2 separate regions of the Homo sapiens genome follow, and region 1 is linked to region 2. The links are chromatin contacts, found by Hi-C or POLR2A ChIA-PET in ENCODE. All regions are on one chromosome and are shown on one strand. Each heading gives the region's core, a stretch centred on a gene start or an enhancer-like site at or near the end of the contact. The rest is flanking DNA. Distances are from core to core; before and after follow the strand shown.

What was found. Hi-C counts contacts between places; a loop is a spot of excess contacts on that map. ChIA-PET counts read pairs that join two places held with the same protein, here RNA polymerase II (POLR2A). Pooled maps may share reads with other maps.
Region 1: a loop to region 2 is called in a pooled map, with 5 times the contacts of the local background. The contact joins the promoter of ANKRD2 here to the enhancer-like site in region 2. A Hi-C loop is called at or near these places in 3 of 50 pooled maps. POLR2A ChIA-PET finds 5 or more read pairs at or near these places in 3 of 52 experiments (MCF 10A, activated CD8-positive, alpha-beta memory T cell and naive thymus-derived CD4-positive, alpha-beta T cell).

The regions. Positions count from the first base shown.
Region 1 is chr10:97,570,844-97,575,144 of GRCh38, forward strand. It overlaps ANKRD2 (ankyrin repeat domain 2), which reads left to right and starts at 1,936. Exons shown (of 9, transcript NM_001346793.2): 1 at 1,936-2,032. The coding sequence starts at 1,946. UBTD1 (ubiquitin domain containing 1) reads left to right here. Exons shown (of 3, transcript NM_024954.5): 3 at 1-363. RefSeq lists a silencer at 3,889-4,183.
Region 2 is chr10:97,404,499-97,408,860 of GRCh38, forward strand. No RefSeq gene overlaps it. Among named protein-coding and RNA genes, the nearest start is that of RRP12, 5.3 kb to the left of the region's middle. Within about 2 kb of position 2,858, at least 17 of the 41 ENCODE cell types and tissues checked have a DNase peak (open chromatin) inside an H3K27ac peak, as active enhancers do.

The DNA.
Region 1 (4,301 bases), core at 686-3,185, 170 kb after region 2:
CCAGCTGTGCTCACTCTGGTTTTCTGCTCAGGGTCTGAAGCAGCTGCTGTCTCCCTCCTCTGCCCCCATCCCCTGGCTCTCCCCTGGGCACAGTGCCACTCCCTTGGAAGGGAGGGAACCACCCGTGAGCCCCAGGGCTTGGGAAGCCTGAGGCGGGCCTCTGCCTCTCCCTGCCCCCAGCACAATTGGCAGAGATGAGGCGGGTGGTGGACAGCTGGGCTGTCGTGGCAGGGTCTGCACAGGGCCATGTCCTGGCTGTAACCCAGGCAGTGGGAGGTCTGCAGCCTGGTCATGGCCTCCACAGCAGGTCCCTGTGGACAGACATATCTGCATATTTATCAATAAAGCCTTTTGCTCCTTCTCGCTTGCCTGGCATTTGACTGAATTCTCCTGCAGCTCTGTGGGGCCCCTGGAGCTGTTCTGGTATGGGAACAGGTGGATGCCTGGCCTCCCCAGCTGCTCTGGGCATGCAATCTCCAGCAGAGTGAGCCTGGAACTGCCAGTCTTCTGGGCCCTGATCCCAGCTCCCCTGGTGTCCTCATGAGTCCTCAGGAAAAGCCACTCTTTGCTTTTCTTTAAAGCAGAGCCATGCTGCCTGCCCTGCCTCCTCCATCAGTTGCTGGGAGGATTAAGCAGGAAGACAGATGTGAAAGTGCTTGCAAGGCGAAGACAGCACCTCAGGAAGGTGGTCTGCTCCTGCAGCAAGAGGGGCTAACTTCCGGCCCTGGAGACGCTGTAGCCATCGTGATGTTAAAGCAAAATCTCTGACAGATTTAGATCGTGTGTCAGAGGTTTGTGTCAGCTTCCCAGCAAGGGAACCAGAAAGGAAAAGGAACCGGTTCCTCATGCTTCCTAGGGGAATGCATGCATATCTGAAGAGAAGGGAATCTTATATAAGGCTGTTTAGCTAAGGGCAGCCACCAGCCAGGTGAGCCTTACAGAAGCACAGGGCTGGGTGTCTGCAGTTCCCTAGCAGATTAACCTGGGTCACAGTGACTCAGAGCTCCAGCATGCGAGTTCCAGGTGTGGAACTGAGCAAGTACAGATCTGCTTTTGCTCCACTTGGGAGTATTTTTCCTTCTTAGTGAGCATGGGCAGCCTCCTGGCCAGGGAAGTCTGGCACTGTCTGGGCCTGACAGGGAAACCCTGGGAGGGTAGAAGGATCCAGAGTAGCTGCTGTTCCTCGCTAGCTGGGCTTAGTGCTTTCCGGAGACCCCTTTCTTGAAGCAAGACTCTGTAAGCCCTGCAGAGGTCCCCTGAGCACTTACCAAGAGAGGAGACAGATTGGATAAGGTTTGTTCATGACTAAAAGTCACCCAGCCAAATGCAGTGATGCTTAACGGGGAAGCATGTGGGACCCCGGAGAGCCGAAGGCCAGCGTGAGCTGTGATCAGAGAGGGAGACAGCTGCCCTTCCTGCTACCACGGCCCTGGCCTGGACAAGTAGAGTGTGACCCTCCTCACAGCCAGCAGGGCCTGTCTGCAGGACAGCCTGGGAGTACAGAACTGTCCTGGGTCCCCCGTTTGGTTTTCAGGCCCTCTTCCTGGAGCTGGCTGAGCAGGGTTTCCAGGCATCCAGCAGGTGGCACTGTCATCTGGGCTGGAGCATGCAGCCAGCAGTTCCCTTTTGCAACTCAGTTGCCTTGGCTAAGGCCCAACCAGTCCCAAGTGCTCAGGACAGAGGCTGGACGGGCTCCTTCCTGCACCCCTGCTCTTGGGACACAGTGCCCTCCGGCTCTAATAGGCCAGGAGTTGGGGGGGCAACTGGCTCTGCTCCCTGGCCCTGGCTCCCCCTGCTCCCTGGGGCTGCCCGAGGTGAAGGTGACAGGTGGGGGAGGCAGGTGGAGAATTGGGCCAGTGAGCTCATGGCAAAGGCGCCCAGCTGGGCAGGGGTGGGTGCTCTGGCCTATAAAGCCCCCGAGGCCCTGTGGCCTGCAGAGGCGGTTATGGACGGCACCATGGAGGACTCCGAGGCGGTGCAGAGGGCCACAGCGCTCATCGAGCAGCGGCTGGCACAGGAGGAGGAGAATGAGGTGCGAGCAGGGGTGGAGGTGCCCAAGGGGGTCTGAGGAGATCCAGTTCTGCTGTCAAGGGGAGGGAGATCCTGTCTGCTACACCTGTGGTGGGGAGGGGGGCAGATGTCCCCAGGGGCCCAGTTGGGCCTCATTCCTGTCCCAGGGTATTACTGGCAGGGGGTATTGCTGGCAGCAGAAGACTGAGGCTTCAGCCTTCAAAATTAAGTCAGTGAGATGGGGAGCTGGGCTGGGCTTCCTAAGACTGCTCACCCTCCTGGGCCTTGAGAGACAGTGGGCTGTACAAAGCAGACAGCTGGGTGCTGCCTGGGACTTTCAGGAATGTGTGGCCCTGTGATGCCCCAGTGACTGAGTGGGAGGCTGGGGCAGGGGAAACTCCAGTATTTGGCCAGTGAAGAAGAGAGTGAGGAAGGGATGCTGGGAAATGAAGCATGGATTTTGCCAGCCTGCTGGCCACCCTTGGGGAGTCCTTTGGCGTGTGGTGTTCTGGGCAATTGCATTTTCTCTGGGATAAGGAAGTGGAGCGGTGGCAGGGGGTGCTGGCTTGTCCTATTCTGCATTTTTTTTTTTGAGACGGGGTCTCCCTCTGTTGCCCAGGCTGGAGTGCAATGCATGATCTTGACTCACTGCAACCTCCGCCTCCTGGGTTCAAGCGATTCTCCTGCCTCAGCCTCCCGAGTAGCTGGGATTACAGGCATGCACCACCATGCCTGGCTAATTTTTGTATTTTTAGTAGAGATGGGGTTTCACTCTGTTGGTCAGGCTGGTCTCAAACTCCTGGCCTCAGATGATCCACCCACCTTGGCCTCCCAAAGTACTGGGATTACAGGTATGAGCCACCATGCCCGGCCCCTACTCTTCACTTTATTTAAACTAATACTTCATCTAGTGTTGGCTCTGCCAAGAGCCCAGAGCTGTAGAAATGGGTGGACCAATAAGGGTCAGACCCTGCCTTCTTTTTACCAACCCAGGATTCATTTTAGCCCATTTGTTGGTTTCATAGTCAACTAAGAAACAAGGCAAAGGGAAGAAATGACTAAATAGAGGTGTGAATCAGAAGTGGAGGAACACAAGGGGCTCATGAATTGTTCTGAGGGCCTTCAAGGACTCCTCTGTGGACAGGGCCAGGTGCAGTGGCTCAAGCCTGTAATCCCAGCATTTTGAGATCTGAGATCCGAGGTGGGCAGATCACTTGAAGTCAAGAGTTCGAGACTCACCTGGCCAACATGGTGAAATCCTGTCTCTACTAAAAATACAATTAGCCAGGAATGGTGTCAGGCACCTGTAATCCCAGCTACTCAGGAGGCTGAGGCAGGAGAATTGCTTGAACCTGGGAGGCGGAGGTTGCAGTAAGCCGAGATCGCACCACTGCACTTCAGCCTGGGTGACAGAGGGAGACTCCGTCTCAAAAAAAAAAAAAAGGGGACTCCTCTGTGGACAGGAGGATACCTGAGCTGGGCCTTCAAGGGGACTCAGTGGAGTCCAGGATGGTGGAGGGTATTCCAGCCTCAGGAAATGCAGGAGCTGAAGTTTCCATGAGTGAAAGCGTGGCTGTCTTGATAAAGTCTGGTAGTAGGGGCTAAGGCTGGAAAGACACAAGCCAGAGAGGGCCATGTAAAAGATATTTATTCTGTGGGCAGTGAGGAGCCACTAAATGTTATTGAGTGAGGGAGATTGGTGTCATCTGACCTATTTTAGGAAAGCAGCTCTGATGGCCCTGAGAAGGACTTGTTGGAAAAGGCTGGCCCTAGCAGGAATGGAGGGGAGGAGATAAATCAGGTTGGAGGTAGATGCCATTCAAAAAAAGGAGTGTGACTGAATGAGGGGTGAGGAGGAAGGAAGGGTCAAGACCCCAAGGGAAGAAGGGATGAGGTCAGGAAAGAGCTTGGAATGAGCCCTGGCTGGGGCAAGCATCCCTGGATCTCTAGGAATCCCACTTCTCCCTCCCCCAAGGGCATGTGCCTATGGTTGGCTGGTGCCAGGCAGGTGAGTCATGCTGCTATGCCAGTTCTGGAGTGCTGCCAATAGACACACAGACCTTCAGCAAGGGGACGCAGAGCAGTGTCTTCCGTTCATTCATCCAATAAATATAGCTACAGAGCTGTCAGGACACCAGTGCCAGGCCCTGTGCTAAGCATTTTACAGGCATTCTCCCATTTAATCTGCATAGCAATCTATGACGTAAAGTGGGAGCTTTGTGTGTTTCATGAACTCACATTCAATGCAGCAAACAGCTACTGAGCACCTACTGTGTGCCAGCCCACAAAGA
Region 2 (4,362 bases), core at 1,608-4,107:
AGTGCGTTGGGAGGCTGAGGCAGGAGGATTGCTTGAGGCCAACAGTTCAAGACCAATCTGGGCAAAATAGTGAGACCCCATCTCTAAAAAAAAATTAAAAATTAGCCACATGTGGTGGCATGCACCCGTAGTCCTAGCCACTTGGGAAACTAAGGCAGGAGGATCACTTGAGCCCAAGAATTCAAGGTTAGAGTGAGCTATAATCATGCCACTGCACTGCAGCCTGGGCAACACAGTGAGACTCTGTGTCTAGAATAGATAGATAGATAGATAGATAGATAAGACAGACAGGCAGACAGAGAGATAGAGTAGAATGGATAAATTGTGACATATTGATATATAATGGAATACTATAGTATTTGACTCTGTATAGCAATGAGAAGGAACTACTGCTACATATATCATGCATGACCTAGGTTGAGTAAAAGACTCCAGACACAAGAGTACATAGTTATAATCCCATTTATTTATGATTTAATTATTTATTTATTTATTTTGAGACAGAGTCTTCCTCTGTCACTCAGGTTGAAATGCAGTGGCACAATCATGGCTCACTGCAGCCTTGACCTCCAGGCTCAAGCAATCCTCCCACTTCTGCCTCCCGAGTAGCTGGAACCACAGGCATGCATTGCCATGCCTGGCTAATTTTTTTTTTTTTTTAAAGCTAGGGCCTCACTCTGTCACCCAGGCTGGAGTCCAGTGGCATGATCATGGCTCACTATAACCTTAAACTCCTGAATTCAAGTCATCCTCCTGCTTTGGCCTCCCAAATAGCTGGGGCTACAGACACATACCCACCACACCAAGCTAATTTTTTTTTTAAGAGACAGAGTCTTGGCCAGGCGCGGTGGCTCACGCCTGTAATCTCAGCACTCTGGGAGGCCGAGGCGGGCAGATCACAAGGTCAGGAGATCGAGACCATCCTGGCTAACACAATGAAACCCTGTCTCTACTAAAAATATAAAAAATTAGCTGGGCGTGGTGGCGGGCACCTGTAGTCCCAGCTACTCGGGAGGCTGAGGCAGGAGAATGGCGTGAACCCAGGAGGCGGAAGTTGCAATGAGCTGAGATCGTACCACTGCACTCCAGCCTGGGCAGCAGAACGAGACTCCTTCTCCAAAAAAAAAAAAAAGAGACAGAATCTTGCTATCGTTGCCCAGACAAATCTCGATCTCCTGGCTTCAAGTGATCTGCTCGCCTTGGCCTCCCAAAGTGCTGGGATTATAGGCGTGAGCCACCATGCCCTGCTTACATGTATATTACACTTCATGGGCTTACTGAAAATACAAAGTGGGCCGGGGGCGGTGGCTTACGCCTGTAATGCCAACACTCTGGGTGGCTGAGGCAGGCAGATAACTTGAGCCCAGGAGTTCGAGACCAGCCTGAGCAATATGGTGAAACCCCGTCTCTACAAAAAATATGACAATTAGCCAGGCATGATGGCAGACACCTGTAGTCCCAGCTACTCGGAGGCTGAGGTGGGAGGATCGCTTGAACCCGGGAGGCGGAGGTTGCAGTGACTCGAGATTAAGCCACTGCACTCTAGCCTGGGTGACAGAGTGAGACTCTGTCTCAAAAAACAACAAAAAAAAGTGGTCCTCTCACCTAGAGCAGAGAGAGCATAAAGTGTGTTAATGTGAGAAAGCGTCGCTGCAGAGAAGACTGAAGTCAGTTCAGACTCTAGGCCCCAGCCCTTCCAAGTCTCTGAAGACATTATCATCCTCCAGTGGGGCCCTGTGCCTGGGTCACAGGCTGAGACCTCAGTGGGAAGGCTGAGAAAAGGGAACTGGTGGCTGGGGGAGGAAAAGGAAGCAGAATGTGGAAACTGTTATAAGCGAGCTGTGCTCACAACCAGAGGTCTAGACTTGGGGTAATTGCTGAAAGAAGGCAGGTAAAGTGGTGGGTTCAAGACAGGACATACTTTACCTATAAACCAAGCAAGGGATTTAACCTCTCTAAGTCTCCGATTCTTGTTCTTTTTTTCCCTTTATTTATTTATTTATACATTTTTTTTACACATTCTAATGTGTCATATTATTTAAAGTTACGATAATAATTACTTTTTTTTTTTCTGAGATGGAGTCTCACTCTATTGCTCAGGCTGGAGTGCGGAGGCGCGATCTTGACTCACTGCAACCTCCACCGCCTGGGTTCAAGCGATTCTCCTGCCTCAGGCTCCCAAGTAGCTGGGATTACAAGCATGTGCCACCACGCCCAGATGACTTTTTGTAATTTTAGTAGAGATGGGGTTTCATCATGTTGGCCAGGCTGTTCTCAAACTCCTGACCTCAAGTGATCCACCCACCTTGGCCTCCCAAAGTGCTGGGATTCCAGGTGTGAACCACTGTGCCTGGCTGAAAGTTGTGATAATAATTCTGAACCCACTGGGCTGCTGTGAGGATTCAGTATGAAACTGTGTATCTGTGGCTGGGCATGGTAGCTTACATCTGTAATCCCAGTACTTTGGGAGGCCGAGGCAGGTGGATCACCTGAGGTCAGGAGTTCGAGACCAGCCTGGCCAACATAGCGAAACCCCGTCTCTACTAAAAATACAAAAATTAACCAGGCGTTATGGTGCACGCCTGTAATCCCAGCTACTTGGGGGGCTGAGGCAGGAGAATCGTTTGAACCCGGGAGGCAGAGGTTGCAGTGAGCCAAAATCGTGCCACTGTACCCCAGCCTGGGCAACAGAGTGCGACTTCGTCTCAAAAATAAATAAATAAATAAATAAAAATAAAAGAAACTGTGTATCTGTGTCAAATTACGGACAACTCCAAAACATGTGTAGTATTGTGCTTTACAGAGGGGTCAGTGGTGCATCTTTGCCACCAGAGGGAGTGCTACCAACAACCTGTTAGGGCTAAAACCCTATAGAGAGCCTGCAATACCAACTAGTAGACTGGGATTTTGCAAATCAGATGCGGAGATGCAGAGGCCAAGGGTAGTGGCAGATGTCCCATCCTTTTCCTGGGCTACAGAAACCTGCTGGCCTCCAAACCGAGTCTGCGTCGTAACTGAATACAGCCCTGGCTAAATCGTCAGCCTGGTATGGGCATTGAGGGGCCCTAGGTCACCTGCTGGCCGTCCATCCTGAGGCATCTGCTCAGAGCCTCCTCCAGGAGGCGTGCTCTACCAGAAGAGAGGACGATAGGCATCCAAATGGCCTGAGCACAATCTCTTCCACCCGGTACCCCAGGGCTCACCTCTCCACCCCTGAATTCCAGCAGTAACTCCCACCCAGAGGCTCTAGCTGTATCCATGATCAGCCCCTCCACATATGGTTAATAAGGACCACCACATCTGTAGGATAGGTCCTGCAGTTAGACTCTCTGGGTTGGAATTCAAGTACCACCACTTGCTCTGTGACCTTGAACAACTCACCTTACTCTTCCCTGAGCCTCAGTTTTCCACATCTGTAAAATGGAGATGATAAGAATGCCTACCTGTCTGATTTATGGGAACTAAATAAGATAATGAATTTTAAGTGCTGAGCACGCTGCCTGGTACACAGTGAGCATGCAATAAATGTGAGCTATTATTATCATCTAAAAAAACTCTTCCTCAGTTCCAAAATACTTTTTCATTAATTCTCTAAGTGAGGAGGACAGAGCAGGTGTCCTCATTTCACAGATGGGGAAACATAGTTCTAAGGGGTTCAGTGACACCCCCAAGGTCACACAGTGAGCAGAAGCCAGGAGATCCAACGCTTAGCCCAGGATGAACCCCCTCCCCCCATAGCACTGCCCTTGTTTTTTTTGTTTTTTTCTGTTTTGAGACGGAGTTTCGCTCTTGTTGCCCAGGCTGGAGTACGATGGTGCAATCTCGGCTCACTGCAACCTCCACCTCCCGGGTTCAAGCGATTCTCCTGCCTCAGGCTTCCTGAGTAGTTGGGATTACAGGCATGTGCCACCAAGCCCGGCCAATTTTGTATTTTTAGTAGAGACAGAGTTTCTCCATGTTAGTCAGGCTGGTCTCGAACTCCCGACCTCAGGTGATCTGCCTGCCTTGGCCTCCCAAAGTGCTGAGATTATAGGCGTGAGCCATCGTGCCGGCCTGCACTGCTCTTAAAACTGTCTGCAAGGCTCCTGTGGAGGTAACAGAGCTGCCACACCCAAAGTTCTGTGGCCATGCGGAGCAGTAAAACCAGTTTTAGGTCAGCAAGTTGTAATCTGTTATGACACTGGGCAGGAAGAAAGGGAAATTGAGGCTTAGCCTCTTGCCTCAAACAAAGAGGAAGCAGAGGTCTGGGTGTTTAACCTAGAGCTCAAGGTCAGGGCATTTTGACCAACCCGTTGTTGTTGCAGCTGCTCCGGACGGTTTTCCTAACTGCTGGAGCTGTGTTGAAGCCCAGGCTTTGGACTT